2 separate regions of the Homo sapiens genome follow, and region 1 is linked to region 2. Evidence: read pairs that join two places in POLR2A ChIA-PET (ENCODE). Cell type or tissue: PC-9. All regions are shown on one strand. Each heading gives the region's core, and the rest is flanking DNA. Links, peaks and the distances in the headings are about the cores only. Region 1 has its middle 340 kb from the start of IGFBP3. Region 2 has its middle 420 kb from the start of IGFBP3.

Region 1 (5,394 bases), core at 149-5,148, 87 kb after region 2:
TCAACTCTCCTCTCTACCTGACCTCATTGGAAGCCCCTTCCTCCAGCCTCCTGAATGTTGACCCCTTTCTCAAGACAGCTCAAATAAGTCCTCCCTTCTCAGAGGCTTTTCTTACCAACCCTGGGGACACCTGACACCTGTCCAGTGCCCTGTCTCCATTGTATTCAAAACCCAGGGGAACTGACGTAGCCCTCTTTGCTCAGACTGTCTCTCTCTCATTTCTCCATCCTCAGGACCTGACAGACCACCTGGCATCACCAGATGCCCAACACCACTTGTGGGATGAGTGTTCAATGGAGATTAGGATCAAGAACACACACAGACATGGCTTCTGCCCCTGTGCAGCTTTTCATCTGCACAAGACAGACATAAATCCAATTCCCACTAGCTCTTATAACAACAAAGTCCCACAAAGGAAAAGTGCAGATTTGTCATGAAAACATTCAACAGAGGGGCCTGATCCAGTCTGGAAGGTTATGGAGGCTTCCTTTTAAGTCCAGATTCAAGGAATGAGTAGGCACTAAGTGGAGGGTGAGGCTGGGGAACAGAGTGGCAAGTGCCCTGGCAAATATTTGTGCAAGATGAGGGGATGTTGACACACTGTGTCCAAGCAACTAAAAAAAAAGCTAAATAACTTAGGTGTGCTCAATCTAAACATGAATGTTTATCTCCTTATGAAAGAAAGAAATGCATCCACACATACTCAGATGTGAAGTTAGAATATTTTGTGGTCTCTTTTCATGGGATGTGCCAGGGTGGGGGTGGGTGATGTCACACGTGATATATTAAGGGGGAGAATTTATATTCCATGTTTAAGCTAAACTTGCCAGTGACTTTGATGTCTTCAAATGTTTACAAAAGTTTAACTTAGAAAAAAAAACCTTAGTTTTTTTTTAACAATAAGAGAAATGAGCTTTTAAATTTATTTTCTAAGAGTGTTTTACTTAGGAAAATAAATGTTAAAAGAATGCTTCAGTTCCTTAAGCATCTGTCATAATATTTAGGTAGCATTAAAAAAAAAAGGCAGAATGGCATGGATTTCAACGGAAGTTTTAAAAAATTAAAATGAAGGAATTTTTGGAATCTATTTTATTTTAAAATCTATTCTTTATAAAACAGCTTTATGGAAAAAATGAATTAATTCAAATTTTCCTATATTTTAGTATAAGTTGTCTGAACATAATTACAAAGGCAGAACTATTTTTGCTATATCTCTAATCAGTCAAAAAATTTCTTTTTCTCTAAAAGGATTAAAAGGTAGGTTAATATGCTGTTTAAATTTATGTTTAGAAAGGCTTAAGAAGGGAACCAAGGTGTTCAGAGAGACCGATGAGGTAGGTAATGAGACCATGGAATTAGGTGACGGAAACAGGAGAAGCCGCATATGCCCCTCTGCATGTGTGTGTGTAAGTGTGTGTGTGTACATGTGTGTGCATGTGTGTGTGTAGAAATAAAAAGTACAATTTTTTGACATGATAAATTTGAGGTGCTAATGACAATTTGATGATATTCAAAATATAGGTTTGAAACTATGGACATTTGCTAGAGCTGTACATTGAGGAGTCACCTGCACAGTGGTGTCTGAGGAAGGTGCAATTGTAACTGAACTAGCCCACAGGTAGGAAGAATGAAAGAAGAAGAGAAGCAAGAACAGAATCTTGGAAATTTGAAGTTATCCTCCCCAGAATAATTATCTAAAAGCAACATAAGGTGCTCCAATAGGTCTTATATTTAGACATTATTTTCAATCTGTAAACTCAATAAGTCCTCAATATTTAAGGTAATGGTCATTAAAAAAAAAAAGAAACCTAACAAACTGTATCTCAACCAGTTGATCAAGGCCAACATCAACAGTAATAAATCATGTTGATAGTATGTGTCCTTGGAATTATGGCATGAGAATGTCACTTAATCTCTGTGGTCTTCCTTCTGATAATCCTTAATCCCAGTCTAATCATGAGAAAAAATCAGACAAATCCCAATGGAGGGACATTCTAGAAAATACCTGACCATACTCCCCACAAATGCCAAGTTCATCAAAGACATGGAAGATCTGAGAAACTGTCACAGCCAAAGATAGACTAAAGAAACATGCTGTCTAAATGTAATGTGGATGAGATCTTGGACTAGAAAAAAGACATTAGAAAAAAATACAGAAATCTGGATAAAGTATGGATTTTAGTTAATAATAATGATATATACATATTAGTTTACTAAACACATTAGAGAGATGTCCAAGGTTTTTTAAAGTTAAAAGTACATAATACGATACATTCTTATAAAATTCACTGTGCTTTAATACTCAACAAAAAGCAGGAAAACTTAGATTGTATTTTTCATTTTAGTACGTTGTTACAATCTGAAAATTAGGACCACTTATTCCAAAGGACATTTTTTTTTCTTTGTAATGAATTCATGTCATGATTCAGTGAGCAGGTATGTATTGAGCTCATACTGTATACTAGGCATTCTGCCAGTTTACTGGAGATACTTGGCAGAAAAGGTCAGACTGTATATGAATAATTTCAATACAAATTAGAGATGCCATATCTAAGGGAGCAGGGAGGCCACAAGACAGGCATAGATTAATGTTATGAATTTTAGAGGAAATACTAGTAAAAATCCTCATGGCACAAAGAACATTAAAGCTGAATGGTGAAAATGCACACATACAAGGAAGCAGTTAAGGATGTATCAGGAGGGGGAATTGCATGAACAAAGCAGAGAGGAGGAACCAGGCAAACTGACCCCAAATAAGGGTGAACAGTGCATGCGCCTTGAGAGAAAGGGAGGAGTTTGGCGGGCTGAGGAGGTGAGATGGGGAATACCATCAGGGCTGATGGCCAAGTGCTCTGAGTTTGGGTTTATTGAAGTAAATGGGTCACAGCAGATGTTCCAGAAGTTGGCATATCTTATAGTCAAAGATCTAATGTTAGAACCACACACATTCTACCCTATGAAAGAGCTCAATGCCTCAAATCTGAAAAATAGAAAAATAACACATCATCATTCCCATTCTCCTAGGGAAAGAAGTCCCTTCCAGTTTGAAATATGATGGAAAGCAGAGACGAGAGATGATTTCCTAAGAAGATCCCAGTATGCAGAGCCAGGACTCTGGCATTAAGAAAATGCTACAGTTTGGATGTTTGTCCCTCCAGATCTCATGTTAAAATTGGATCCCCGGTGTTGGAGGTGTGGCCTAATGAGAGATATTTTGGTCGTGAGGGAGGATCCCTCGTGAATGGATTAATACTCTCTTGGGGTGGGTGAGTTCTTGCCTATTAGTACTGGAGAGAGCTGGCTGTTAACAAGAGCCTGGCACCCCACCCCCTCCCTCTTGCTTTCTTTCCCACCCTGTGATCTCTGGACACTTCAGCTGCACTTCCCCTTCGGAAGCAGCCTGAGGCCCGCAGCAGAGGCAGATGCCAGTGCCCTTCTTCTTGTACAGTCTGCAGAACTGTGAGACAAATAAACTTCTTTTCTTTATAAATTACCCAGCCTCAGGTATTTCTTTATAGGCACACTAGCTGGCCTAAGACAGGAAAGCACTAAAGCAGTCAGCAGAAAGTGGGAAAAAGTAGATTTGAGGCAGGGAAAAGTAGGAGAAGAAAAGGATCTGCCTTCACACTGTGTATTAATAGGTCAGATGGGCAGATGGGAGGGATCTGCTCATCTGTTTTTCAAAAATTGCTTTCGAGGCTGGTAAAAATACAAATTGGAAACTATCCAGCAAGTTGCGGCCAGTCAATTAAATAAATGTGGTCAGCAGAACCTAGACTCTTCCCAGGTTCTCCCCAGCCTGAGTGTTACCATAGGGAAGGGAGAAAGGTGGACATGTAACATGGGACTTATATTTTTTAATTAACTTTTTTCTTGAGATAATCATAGATTTAAAGGCAGATGTAAGAAATAATACTAAGATAGCATGTATTCCTTTTACAAAGCTGCCTGGATAGTTTTATAAGTTTTACAGTCTTTTCAGGGTAGCTATAAAATCTTACATTCCCACCAGCAATATACATGAGTGACCCATTTTCTCTACATCCTGGCCTGCGTTTGATACTTTCAGTGTTTATTTTAGTCATTCTTAAGGGCATGCAGCAACATCTAATGGTTATTTTAATTTGCATTTCCCTGTTGTTTAATAATGTTGAGTATCTTTTCACATGCTTATTTGCCATCTGTATATCCTCTTTGGTGAAAGCTGTCATTTAAAAATTTTCTAATTGGATTGGTTTTTGTTTGGTTTCGTTGTGTTTTGTTTACTGCTGAGTTTTGAGAGTTCTTTATGTATTCTAGATACTAGTCCTTTGTCAGATACGTAGTTTGCAACAGTGTTTCACAGAGCAAAAGTTTTTAATTTTGATGAGGTCCAACTGATCAACTTTTCTTTTATGGATAACGCTTTTGGTGTCAAGTTGATTAACTCTGCTTAGCCCTAGATTCTGAAGTTTTTTTCTATTTCTGTTTTGTGAAAGTGTGATAGTGTTAGCTTTGAATTTAAGTCTGGGTTCCATTTAGAGAAAATTTTTGCATATAGTGGAAACTTAGGCCCCTGCCGATAGCAACTGATATTGATTATTGCAAGTTTAGATAGGAATTGACGTTAATACTGGGTAGAGCAATTCTCTGACTCTATTTTTATTCAAAATAGTGTTTACTGTTTTATATCTAAGTCTACACAAAAGTATCCTGGAATTTTAACAGGGACTTAATTAACCCTGTAGATTGCATTAGGATCAGTGATATATTTAGTATGTTAATATTCCAATTCATGAACATGGCACACATCTACACTTATTTAGGTGGCTTTAATTTCCTTCTTCATAATTTTGTAATTTTCAGAATAGAAACCTTATACAGGTTTTGATATGTTTATGCCAAAGTATTAATTTTCTTTGAAATGATTATAATTGGTATTATATTTTAATTTTTCCCCACATATTTATTGTTTGTTCATGTTCATGCAATTTATTTTTCTATGTGGACACTTTTTCCTGCGACCTTGCTGAACTCACTTATTAATTCTAGTAGGGTTGTTTGTAGAATATTTTGGGATGTTCTGTGAAGATAATGATGTCATCTGCAAACAAGAATAGTTCTGTTTCTTCTTTCCAATCTCTATGGCTTTTATTTATTTTACTTGCCTTACTTCAGTAGCTAGAATGTCCAGTACTTCTATTTTATGTAAGAAATTATGTAAACTTAGTGTTAATTGTTCTTTAAATATTTACTTCCAATCTCCAGTGAAATCACTAGAGATTCCTTTATTTCGGAGCTTTTAAATTGCAAATGCTTATCCTTGCCTTGTGTCTGATCCTACAGCACAGCCTTCAGTTTTTTACCTTTAAGTATGATGTTAACTGTAGGGTATTATGGATAATTTTCCCCAAA
Region 2 (5,394 bases), core at 80-5,079:
TTTCCATATCCTACTTTTATCCCTATGCCAATTTCCATCTTCTTCTCTATTCTTAATTCTGTACTCTTCTCTCTTGACCTCTGTGTCTTTCTCTCTCTTGATCTAGCTTTCTCTACCTTTTTATCTACTTTTAAAAAATCATACTGCAGATACTCATTCTATAGTCTGCTTTAAAAACATTTAGTCACATTCCCTCAATTTATTTCCATGTCAGCTCATGTCAACACATTTTATTGTTTCTTATATCCCCATGGATTTTCACAGATTTCACAGATCATTTATCTTCCACTATTACCAATTATCACCTGGTCATTAATTGTATTTTGTTATTACAGACAAAACTTCCTAAGTGTGCATACTTTTGCATGAAATTTGTAGGAAAAATTAAAAGAAGTAGAGTTGCTGACTCGGAATAGTTTCTACATTTTGATAAAAATTAGTACTAAATATTATAAAACTTCTTAAATATTACTAATATAAGAGGTAAAATACATCATCACTTTACTGAGGAATTTAAATAAGTATATCTTCACATAAAGTTTATTCTTTTATAAGATTCACCCATGAAACTGCTCTTATTCTTATATAGAAGACTATCTGAGTGTTTTTAGTTTTTCTCCATCATTAATCATTAAGATTTATAAGATGTGGAGTCATTTACATTTTATTTCTCTCTTCTTGGGTTATTTGAATGTTTATAGTTCCCTAAAGTCACATAGAGGTTTTCACATGTATTTGCACACAGTAATCTATACAATTATTTAACTTCCCCCCGAACCATTTCTACTTCTCTCTCTCATTTACAGTTTTGTGTACTTCTTTTTTCTTGAATTAACTACAATTGAACTCCTTTAATACTACTGTTATCATTCTCACCCACATCTGCTCTTCCTTTGATGCACAATGGTGTGTGTGTTCCTGAAGGAAACCCTCACCTGTCTCTGTGCCACCACACAGGACTACCAGAAGGAAATGCTTGGTTACCCTCTGTGCAGGATGCGCAAGCACGTGGCTTTACATCTAGTTTGGCAACTAATCCCCTGACTTCTTTATCTTCCCTCAAGTGAAGACATAAATATTTTGGAACATCAGCTAATAATGGAGAAAAGGTAAACGTCATCTTCATTTGAAATCTCTACAATTAGAGTAACCATGCCACATGGAAATTTGGTTCATTTCTCAAGACCTGAAAATTGCATCAGTCCTAAAAGTTGACTCTCCTATCTCCTTCATCATGGTTCACAGAGGAACATTCAAATCATGCCCCCCACTGACTGAATGAATGACCTCAGACATATTCCTTAATATTTCCAAGCCTTATTTTTCCAATTTCTGAAATATAGACAAAATTTAATGAACATTTGAGGAAGATCTAATAAGGTGTGTAAGGACAGAGTCCATAGACTGGCACATATTAAGTACTCAGAGTATGGGTTATTGTTAAATTTCTATTTTAATTAGTATTAGATGAGAAGACTGTGCAAAGCAGTGACCAAGCCTGGCACCTTCATGCTCAGAACTCTTGGTATCCAAGCAAGCTGATGGTTATGCTAATTAGCTTGATTTAAACCTTCCACATTGTATACTTCTATCAAAACATCACATTACATTTCATAAGTGTAAGTAGTTACGATTTGTTAATCAAAAATAATCTTTAAAAAAAGAACTCATGGTCGTACTTTATTGCCCATGAATAATCTAAACTCCCTGGTCTGTCACACAAAACAAAACCCGTTGCATTTCTAATATGTTTATTATATTCAGCCCAATCCCTTCCCATCTCCCTATCTATTGCCGGCAACAAATTGCCACAGGAATTAGCAGCCTAAAACAGCCTATATGTATTAGCTCATGATTTCGGTGGATCAGGAATCCAGGCACAGGTTACCTGGGTCTCTTGCGTAAGATGAACAACTCATCAGAATTTGCCCAGGATTTTCCCTGTCTTAGCACCAAAAAGACTTCATCCCAAAAAATTCATTTCCAGGCATGCTGGGATGGGTTTCTAGAAACTGCATCAGTTAGACAATAGAAAGCCCTGCATCCCAGCCACTTCCCTCAGTCCAGGGCCAACTGGATGGCTGGTCACCTAGCTGGAGGTCTCTCACCTAGCTGCATCAAGGCATCGGCTGAGCTGGAGTCATCAGAAGGCTCAACAGGAAAAGAATCCACTTCCATGTCCACATAGTTGGTGGTAGATTCATTTCCTTTCTGCTTGTTGGCCGGACATTGTCCTCAGTCATTTGTCTCCAACATGGCAGCTTGCTTCATCAAAGCAAGGAACTGAGAAGGCAATAGAATTTGTTAGCAACATGGAAGCATCATGTTTTATAAACTAATGACAAGGTGACATCCTATGGCTTTACCATATTATGTTGGCTGGAAGCAACTCACAAGGCCAGCACACTCCAGGGGAGAGAATTACACACTGGCAAAAATACCAGAAGGCAGGAATCTTTGCAAGTCATCTTAGAAGCTGCCTAAAATGCCCCACCTCCAGGAACCTCATTCCAGAGCTACACTGAGAGCTCAACTTTCCCAGTAGTCTTTTCAGTTTTTTTTAAATTTTGATTTTTCATTGATGCCTGCGTGCCCCTTTATTCCCCATGTACTAATAAAATATTCGTATTCCAAAATAATCAAATCCAATGACAATTCTATTTTAGAAATATTCCTGATCTTCCTGCCCTCATATTCTCCAGGCATCATTAACTATTCAACCTCTTTCTTATGACAGTGTGTGTATGAGTATTAATTGTTTACTCTATATGACAACTCGTTGCTTAAGCATTTTTCTTCTCTAGCCCATCAAGTCCCTAGGTAAAGGACCTTGTAATCTATTCATCTACAGAACAGTCTCTTTCACTTCAAACCTTTTCCATAAACAGTGCTCTAAAACAAACAGAAAAAAGCCTGCTCCTCATTTCTGTCAAGCCCACTGAAACAGTCCCAGGTGGAGAAGCATTAGAGAAGAGGGCTGCACACCCAGAGGCAGGGGCAACATAGAGGTGCTCTTCAAAGTCAGAGGGGACCTTGACAAGAGAATGACTTAATGCTAAGTCACCACCTACACTTCACACCCTACTATTTCACCTGCTCTCGGTGTTTCTAGGGGAAAAGTATTCCAAGAACTGTTAAACCCCGTGGTGTGTTTCTGAGTAATTCATCCCCATCATCAGCCTTGGTTCACAGGGTGGGGAGGCTTGGCTTGTCCTGATGCGATATTTATCAGTCAACACAGCCATTACCTAGTGGCTTTGTTGAGACCTGCAGAGGACTTAGGGAAACGTGGAAAACACTGAGTGCACTTTTTTTTCCTACTGAAGATATATATCAGTAAATGATTAATCAAAGAAAAATATTCTTTGAAAATAGCTCCATACACACCTTTTCATAGACTCTTAGATTTATACAGAATCCAAGAGGTCAACCAGACCAGAGATTCTCAAAGGAAACCCCTCTCATGAGGGAGGTTTTGTTGTTGTTGTTTAACAGCTAGACATATTTAGGTGAAATATTGAAATAAGCATTACATTTCCTCTCATTGCTGAAACCATGAAAGAATATGTCTTTTGTCATCAAAGTAATAATTTTAACATGCAAAAATCGATTTTTATTATTACTTTTTTAGGTAAAGGTTATATTTGAAAATAAGTTTATATAGACTTCAAACAGCCTAGACTCAAAAGGAAGTGAAATTCATTGAAATACCACTACAGCTACATTGTATGCTGCTGGTATACTCATATTCACAGTTTATAACACACAAAATAACCTAAACTCTTAAGATCAGCTCTAAAACAGATGGATTTCCATTAACATATCCACTAGTTATGCATGTTCTGCAATAGGAGGAAAGACAGATATACAAGATTTTTCTGTAAAGAACTGACTCAACATTTCAATAGCACTTTCAGTTAAACTAAATTGGAAACTAATGTTCTGAGTAACCAAAATACAAGGTCAGTTCTCCAGCTGAGACTAAACATTAGAGAATACATTGGAAGACTTAAGAGAATATAGGGCACACTCTGTGGTGATTTATTTTAAAAATATTTAAAAATATAATTCTCAGGTTTATGACTGAAGAACGAATTTTGATCCAGCCAAAAAATCTATATTCAGAGGTACTAAAGCAAGTAACACCGCCATCAAGGGTTGTTCATAGGAACTGTGGAGAAGTTGATCCATACGTTCTCTCTAAAATCTCCTTTGATGGAAAGTTTACGGAACAGCACTATTTGCAAAACACAAAAAGTACCAGCTTCATATTTAGATAAAATGACATTACCACCATCACTGTTCTGATATGTTTTTATTTGGAGAGATGGAGAGAGTTCTCAAAACAGACTCACAGCTTGCAAGTAGTGACACCATAACAAAAGTCTGGAGAGACACACGCCACGAAATAATTCTTAAGTAATGCGAGATTTTTTTATTTGTCCTCTGTGGGAGAGATGGTGCAAATTGGACACATTCAGGAAAACTAAAAAATAAGAAAGTAAAACAGCATCCCTTTTCATATCAGTCAGATTAGTTGAAGTTCAATTTTGTCAATCACAACAAAAATGGTACATAGATGTGGACATAATATCCAGTTTTTGCAAGAGTGGGAGAAATAGTGTGAGCACTAGCCATTAGTGAAAGGGAAAAGCTCTCTGATTTTCTCAGAGGAGAATGTGGTAATGATTGTCCAAGTTTAAAATATGCAAACACTGAAGTTTTGACTCTATATTTTATACTCTATCCTGAAGATACCCATAAGATTGTGTATATCAGTAATTAACCCATTAATTGGTTGATGAAGTATCATATTATACAAACATGATGTGAAACTAAGCAGCTGCTGAAGAAGAATGAGGAAGGTTTACATAAATTGAAGTATCTCCAGTGTAATACAATATTCAATAAGCAATACAAAATGTAAGCATTATAAATAACAAATAAGTATATAATATTACAATATTATTATATAGAGAATACTTATAAGTATATTAAGCAATATTTATATATTAAAATGCAGATATTAAAATAAACATGAGTTTTTACTGATATTTCTGACTAATCCAACACCATGGTGTTCACTTAAGCTCTTCTCTGTTGCTTATTTGCCAATTCATTCTCTGACAATAATAAAACTGAGTCCTATAATCTACTGTTTAGTTACTTACTCTTTCAACCCTAATATACATGTTAAGCTGCCTCACAACTGCTAACCATACTCCTTTGACAAAAAAAGCCAACAAAAGAGTACAGATTATACAGTTTGTTTCATCTTTGGACTAACAGTGCCCAGTCAGTAGATTGCTTTACAAAGTTACTTAGATCATCCTTTATCCCCCACCCCTTTCAGTGAGCTTTGCAATTTGGAGGAAGTAAAGTTTACAAAGTGGT

Evidence for each region. ChIA-PET counts read pairs that join two places held together with the same protein. Peaks named below come from ENCODE experiments on the same cell type or tissue, not always from the same donor. Only the 100,000 strongest peaks of a DNase experiment are listed, where the experiment ranks them.
Region 1: POLR2A ChIA-PET joins it to region 2 with 7 read pairs; 2 of 35 experiments call an interaction of 5 or more read pairs at or near these places.

Annotation. Positions count from the first base shown.
Region 1 is chr7:46,255,331-46,260,724 of GRCh38, reverse strand. No RefSeq gene overlaps it. Among named protein-coding and RNA genes, the nearest start is that of IGFBP3, 340 kb to the right of the region's middle. In PC-9, for the core only: no CTCF peak of the experiment used is centred there; a DNase peak (open chromatin) is centred at 2,464; H3K27ac peaks cover 748 bases.
Region 2 is chr7:46,342,524-46,347,917 of GRCh38, reverse strand. No RefSeq gene overlaps it. Among named protein-coding and RNA genes, the nearest start is that of IGFBP3, 420 kb to the right of the region's middle. In PC-9, for the core only: no CTCF peak of the experiment used is centred there; no DNase peak of the experiment used is centred there; H3K27ac peaks cover 568 bases.